Regions from separate parts of the Homo sapiens genome. Here region 1 is linked to region 2. Evidence: chromatin contacts called from ENCODE Hi-C or POLR2A ChIA-PET data. All regions are on one chromosome and are shown on one strand. Each heading gives the region's core, a stretch centred on a gene start or an enhancer-like site at or near the end of the contact. The rest is flanking DNA. Distances are from core to core; before and after follow the strand shown. Region 1 has its middle 6.7 kb from the start of LINC02896. Region 2 has its middle 37 kb from the start of DRAIC.

The links. A loop is a pair of places that touch in the nucleus more often than their neighbours do. ChIA-PET counts read pairs that join two places held with the same protein, here RNA polymerase II (POLR2A). Pooled maps may share reads with other maps.
Region 1: a loop to region 2 is called in a map of natural killer cell, with 2.2 times the contacts of the local background. The contact joins two enhancer-like sites. A Hi-C loop is called at or near these places in 5 of 168 maps with a recorded cell type or tissue (Caco-2, Calu3, PC-9 and 2 more), 2 of 37 single-sample maps with no recorded cell type and 11 of 50 pooled maps. POLR2A ChIA-PET finds 5 or more read pairs at or near these places in 3 of 52 experiments (GM12878, PC-9 and WTC11).

The regions. Positions count from the first base shown.
Region 1 is chr15:69,468,099-69,470,935 of GRCh38, reverse strand. No RefSeq gene overlaps it. Among named protein-coding and RNA genes, the nearest start is that of LINC02896, 6.7 kb to the right of the region's middle. RefSeq lists an enhancer at 2,394-2,593. Within about 2 kb of position 1,360, at least 14 of the 41 ENCODE cell types and tissues checked have a DNase peak (open chromatin) inside an H3K27ac peak, as active enhancers do.
Region 2 is chr15:69,523,584-69,526,304 of GRCh38, reverse strand. No RefSeq gene overlaps it. Among named protein-coding and RNA genes, the nearest start is that of DRAIC, 37 kb to the left of the region's middle. RefSeq lists enhancers at 1-111, 2,639-2,721. Within about 2 kb of position 1,309, at least 4 of the 41 ENCODE cell types and tissues checked have a DNase peak (open chromatin) inside an H3K27ac peak, as active enhancers do.

The DNA of each region.
Region 1 (2,837 bases), core at 111-2,610, 55 kb after region 2:
AATGGACAACTCCCTGCAGGTTTTTGATGGTGGGGGAGGCTGTGCATGTTGTAGGGGTAGGTGATATATGGGAAATCTCTGTACCTTCTGCTCAATTTTGCTGTAAACCTAAAACTGTTCTAAAAAATAAGGTTTATTTTAAAAAGAAATAAGTATGTAAAAACCTCTATACCTGCCGGTGGTATACCTGGGGTGGGGGTGAGGGGCAGAAGGGTCCATCCCCCAGGGTCAGGCAATGAGTCTGTAGAGAAAGTAACAATAGTGATAAAACTGAGTAGAAGCCAGTCTGGGCCGGGCACAGTGGCTTACGCCTATAATCCCAGCACTTTGGAAGGCCGAGGTGGGTGGATCACCTGAGGTCAAGAGTTCGAGACCGGCCTGGTCAACATGGTGAAACCCCCATCTCTACTAAAAATACAAAAATTACCCGGGCGTGGTGGCGGGCACCTGTAATCCCAGCTACTTGGGAGGCTGAGGCAGGAGAATTGCTTGAATCTGGGAGGCGGAGGTTGCAGTGAGCTGAGATCGCGCCACTACACTCCAGCCTGGGTGACAGAGCAAGACTGTCTCAAGAAGAAAAAAAGAAGCTAGTCTGCTTCTCATCCTGACCATGCGCTGGCAATTCTTAATGACATCAGTGATAAAGCACCCTTCCCAGCCCCAGCCCCAGCCCCAGCCCCAGCCCCAGTCCACCATTGATGCAAAGCAAGCAAAACACTTCCAGAGCCCTCCAACTGGCTGCTCCTAAGCCAGCCCGAAACCCAGGGACTAAGGAACTCAAGAAATGCCTGAGTACAGCAATCAGTGAAGAACAAGAGGCTTAAAGTTATGATCCCCTGAAGCTGACTCAGAGATGTCTAGGCAGGCCTGGGGCCCTGGAACAAAGTGTAAGATCCTTTCCTGGAGCAAGGCAGGTCTAAAGTAGGGCCAGCCAGGAGTGATAGCTCAGGGAATCTCAGAGAGCCCTTATCTATCCTGTTGCAAGCATGGGCTCCCCCAAGGCTGGGGGCAAGGCTGAGCCTACGGGGTCATCTACAGATCTTACCTGGGGCCAAGAAGGCTGCTGGAGTGGGACCAGGCAGCCTGAGGCTGTGACCTCCTACCCTGGGCAGTTCTGCTCTCCCATGGCTGTGGGGCCCACACGCTGTCCCCGCTCTGGGGAGCAAGGCATGCAGGCACCAAACATGGAGTCAGGAAAGGAGAGGACTTAGCCAAGCCTACACATCAGGCCACCCTCGCAAAGCCCATTCTTCACTGTTCTCTCAACACCACCTTTTGAAAGCTTCTCTCACGTGAGCTCCGCCACCTCCATCCCTGCTGAGTGGCCAAGTCACCATGCTCCCCACGGAAAGACCCCAGGCCTCTGTCCACTCTTGCCCAGTCTCTGACCCCTTTTGCTGAGTGTTTGATATGTTCCTGGGGTGAGGGCCATCCCATGACTTTCATATTCCACCAAGGACAGTGAGTACCAAACTGACGACCTTCATCCTACTGGACTGGGAGTCAAGAAGGCATACTCTGTTACCACTTAGCTATGTGGCCACAGCCACGTCACCTGCCCTATGAGCTTTCTCTTCCACAAATGTAAAACCAAGAGGGCTGGATGCTCTCTGAGGTCCCTTCTAAATCTAGCATGCTGAGCTCCTCTGGGTATATCTATTGCCCATCCCCTCAGGTAGGGGATGCCAGCCCAGTGCACAGTCCAGAGGAGACACCACACAGAGCAGAACACAGAGGAAATGGTATTAGCTGTGTATCTCAGGCTGTCCCCAGGGCTGGAGAGACTCAAGGAGGCTTCTGGGCAGGCTGAGCAGAGAGAACACTGCAGAGGGGAGAGATGCCACGGGTCAGCTGGGTGAAGGCATTTGCTGGAACTGAGGGAGCGCTCAAGGGAAGTGAGGAGAGTCCTCTCCCCAAGAGCCTCCCCCACAGCCACTTATCCTGTCCCTCTGCTCTGGGCCCCACCCCCACCTCTAAGTCAAGCAAACCCAACTTGTTGAAAGCAAGCAAACAGCCACGGAGCAAGACGCACACACTTCTCACCCATTCCCAGCCAAGGGGAACGGGCTATAGTTTGTTGACAGAGAGAAAAGTAATCAATTTTTCATTACCCAGTGAAGGCAACAGAATGTCTCAGGATGTCAACAGTTTCCAGGCAACAAAGACAAACCAAATACACAGGCCCCTCACCTGAAAGCTGTTTCCTTTACAAGCATCAGCTTGAATGAGAGGAGGTAATGAGAGAGGCAGAGGCAGGTGAAACCACTTGGCAGCCGCAGCGTATGAGTCAGACGCTGGGGCTCTGTGGTTGTCTGCAGTGACCCCATTAGCAGATCTCATCAGACTACGTACGACTCAAAGCAGAGCCTGCACTGGGGGAGGATTCAGGCACAAGATGTCGGAGCAAGACCGGAGAGAGTGGCTAATGTGGCTTATTCATTCATTTATTCAGCAAACATTTTTTAGGGCTCTTAGGCCCTGGGCTCAGGCCTGAGGCCCCAGTCTAGCTGAGGAGATGAGCGTGGAGACAGCGTCCCCTTACCTTAGGGATGAGAAGACTGACAACCACAGAGAGGAAGTGACTGTCCCAAGATCACAGAACCACACGGGGCACTTGGCAGCTGTGCCGCAGGTCTCCAGCATGCAGCAGGCCTATGCACATGGAAGGAGGCTCAGGAAGCGGCCGGCACAGACGTAGTCTCATCGAGAATTAACACAGGGAGCTTTCCAGAGACCTTTAGCAAAAGTGTTCAGATACTGAACCTAAAAAGTAAAAGGAGATCATTAGAATCTCTTATGGTGCCTATATTATTGTTATTTTTAACTCTCAAGGTGAT
Region 2 (2,721 bases), core at 60-2,559:
GGTCCCTCATGAGGCGGCAGTCAAGATGCTAGCAGGGCTGCAGCCATCTGAGGGCTGGACTGGGACAGGAGGATGCACTTCCAAAAAGGCTCGCTCACTCACACAGCTGGCGGGCTAGGGCTGCTTGCTGGCAGGGGGCCTCAGCTCCTCCCTACGTGGGCCTCTCCGTAGGCTGTTTGGGTGTCCTCATGACGTGGTGGCTGGCTTCCCCCAGAGTCAGACAGCCGCGAGAGCAAAGCTGAAGCACCAATGTCTTTTATGGCCTTTCCTCGAATGTCACACACTTTCACCTCTGTTACATTCTCTTCATTGAAAGCCAGTCGCTAAGTGTGGCCCACGCTCAGCAGGAGGGGAAATGGGCTCCACCTTTGGAAGCAAGGTCAAAGAATTGGGGGACTTTTTAACTATAACAAATAGTGCCCACACTGGAAGAGAGAAACTCAAGCAAAAGTTTCCTCCCTGCTCTGCCGCCATCGGAGAGAAAGTTTTTCCCAGAAGTCATCGGCAGTCTTTCCCTTAGGTGTAATTGGCCAGAAATGAGTCACATGCTTACCTCTAGACCAATCACTGACAAGGGAAACAGACGCCCATGGCTGGCTTAGACCAATCATGAGTCTTCCTCTGAGATTGGGCACATTTCTGACTTAACAAAATTAGGTTTCGGGTAGCAAGGGAGTAGGGGGAAATGGCCGTTGGGTGGGTGGGCAGGAGTGTCAGCCATGTTGTTCTATTGAGTGGGTAACTGGGAAAAATTAGATGCTGAGGTGGTGATAATCCACAAATAGGAAACCTGGTCATTTATTAACTGCTTTCCATACTATCAGCTAGAAATGAATCCGTTCCAGGATCTGCTCTGTAAAAAGGGTCTGCTCACTGTGGTTGGCGTTTCATCCCTTCGGGCCGTCTGGTTTTAGACTCAGAGGACTCGGCTTAGAGTCCGCGTCTACTATGTGTTGCCTGTGCAGCCCCTAGAAGTACCTTCTCTGAGCTTCAGTTTCCAGCTGCATACACAGGGGATGATCATCGCTACTTCACAAGGCTCTTAGGACTACTGGAATATGCTTTGTAATTCATCTGGGGTTAAGGCCATGTGCATTCTGATCATTGCTGTTTGCCCTGGGTTTGGGGTGAGAGGCCAAATACCACCAGAGGGTTTTTTGTCCCCTCTTTCTTTCCATCTCTAATTTCCAATACACAGTGCCAAAAAAAGAGGAGAACTGAGCACAGAGGCCAAATCCCCAGCATAAAAACAGTGGTGCCATTGTAAACGCCTCCAGCGATTGCGCCCCACCCAGCTGAGGAAGCCCCATTCCCAGCCCCACTTAACAACGTGCGGCCTGATTTAATATGAGCAGCTGATCTCATTGCTTCCATAGCAAGTTTAATTTGCTGGGAAAGCGAGTTGGTGAGGTTCTAATAATGCAGAGCCGCAAATAATACCAAAGAGAGTTTGCATTATGATAACTTTCCAATTAAAATGGATTAATGGAGGAGAAACAGCAGCAGTAGTGTCTAGACAACATATTACTGAATCCTTGGAGAGGGAGATGGAAAGGAGTTGGGGGAACAAGCGGCAGCAAGATAAACAGGTGAACTTTATAAGTTGGAGGCACACTTGTGTGGGTGTGACGGGAAGTACCAGGGAGGGCTCCTTACCCCTGGTGCCCCATCAGTTACAATACCTGGACTTTGCACCATTTGAGAAAACCAGTCTTTTAGGACCCAGAGGCCTTTGGTCTTTTGGATTCCTTATTAAAATGCAAACAGCACCTTCCGTTTCCTCGGCTGACCTTACAGCTGGGATTAGCCTGCAGCTACTGGAGAGCAGACTGTGTGACTGTGCGACAGAACAGAGGCCCCGGCTGAGCCTTGGAAGACCCACATCGACCAGGTGTTGACACCTGTGGTGTTCTTGTCAGGGCTTCACTACAGGACTCAAAACAAATCCTCCATAACTATGCTAGTAACCCCCTGACCTCTGACCACTGCTGAGTGATCCAAGGGGTCCATCTAGAACCTCTATCCCAGCAACCTGAATTTTAGACCTGAGAGATACAGGGTCTGGGCTGGACTGGGGCTAGTGCTCATCCCTGAGAGCAGGTTCAGGACAGAAAGAGCCACAGACTGTTGCTGCCAATCTTGAGCTACCCCGGGCCCCACCCATGGAGGCCAAATTAGTTGATTTTCTTGCCATTCTGTGAAATCCCCCCAGGATCCATGTTCCTCTCCTTTGCTTAAACTGACTAGACATTTCTGATGCCTGCAAACAAAAGAGCTTTAATCTATCACTTCTTACTTGTGGGACCTGGTGAAAGTCATTTAACCTCACTGAGCCTCTGTTTTCTCTCCTGTAAGATGGGAGATACACACATCCCCACCTTGCAAGGTTGGTTGCCTCCTGTATTGGTAACATGATGTGTTAGGGTTAGATCACCATTTAAGTCCCTCTCAGCCCTGAAGTTCGGAGATCGTAGAAGTAATCCTTGAGGGATAGGGGAAGAGGCTGGCTGGACCACAGAGGCCAGGAGACCAAGAAGCCCAAGGACCTAATTCCACCAGCATCAGTAACTTGCAGGGCATAATAAATATCTCAACACCAGAACTGAGGCTCCTTGCAGAAATCTCCAAGGCTCCCCTATGCCTGGGAAGGCTCTGATTTCTTGCAAAGCCAGGAGTCCCATGAGCCAGTCCCTCATGAGTGAAGTACTGGCCATGTGCTGC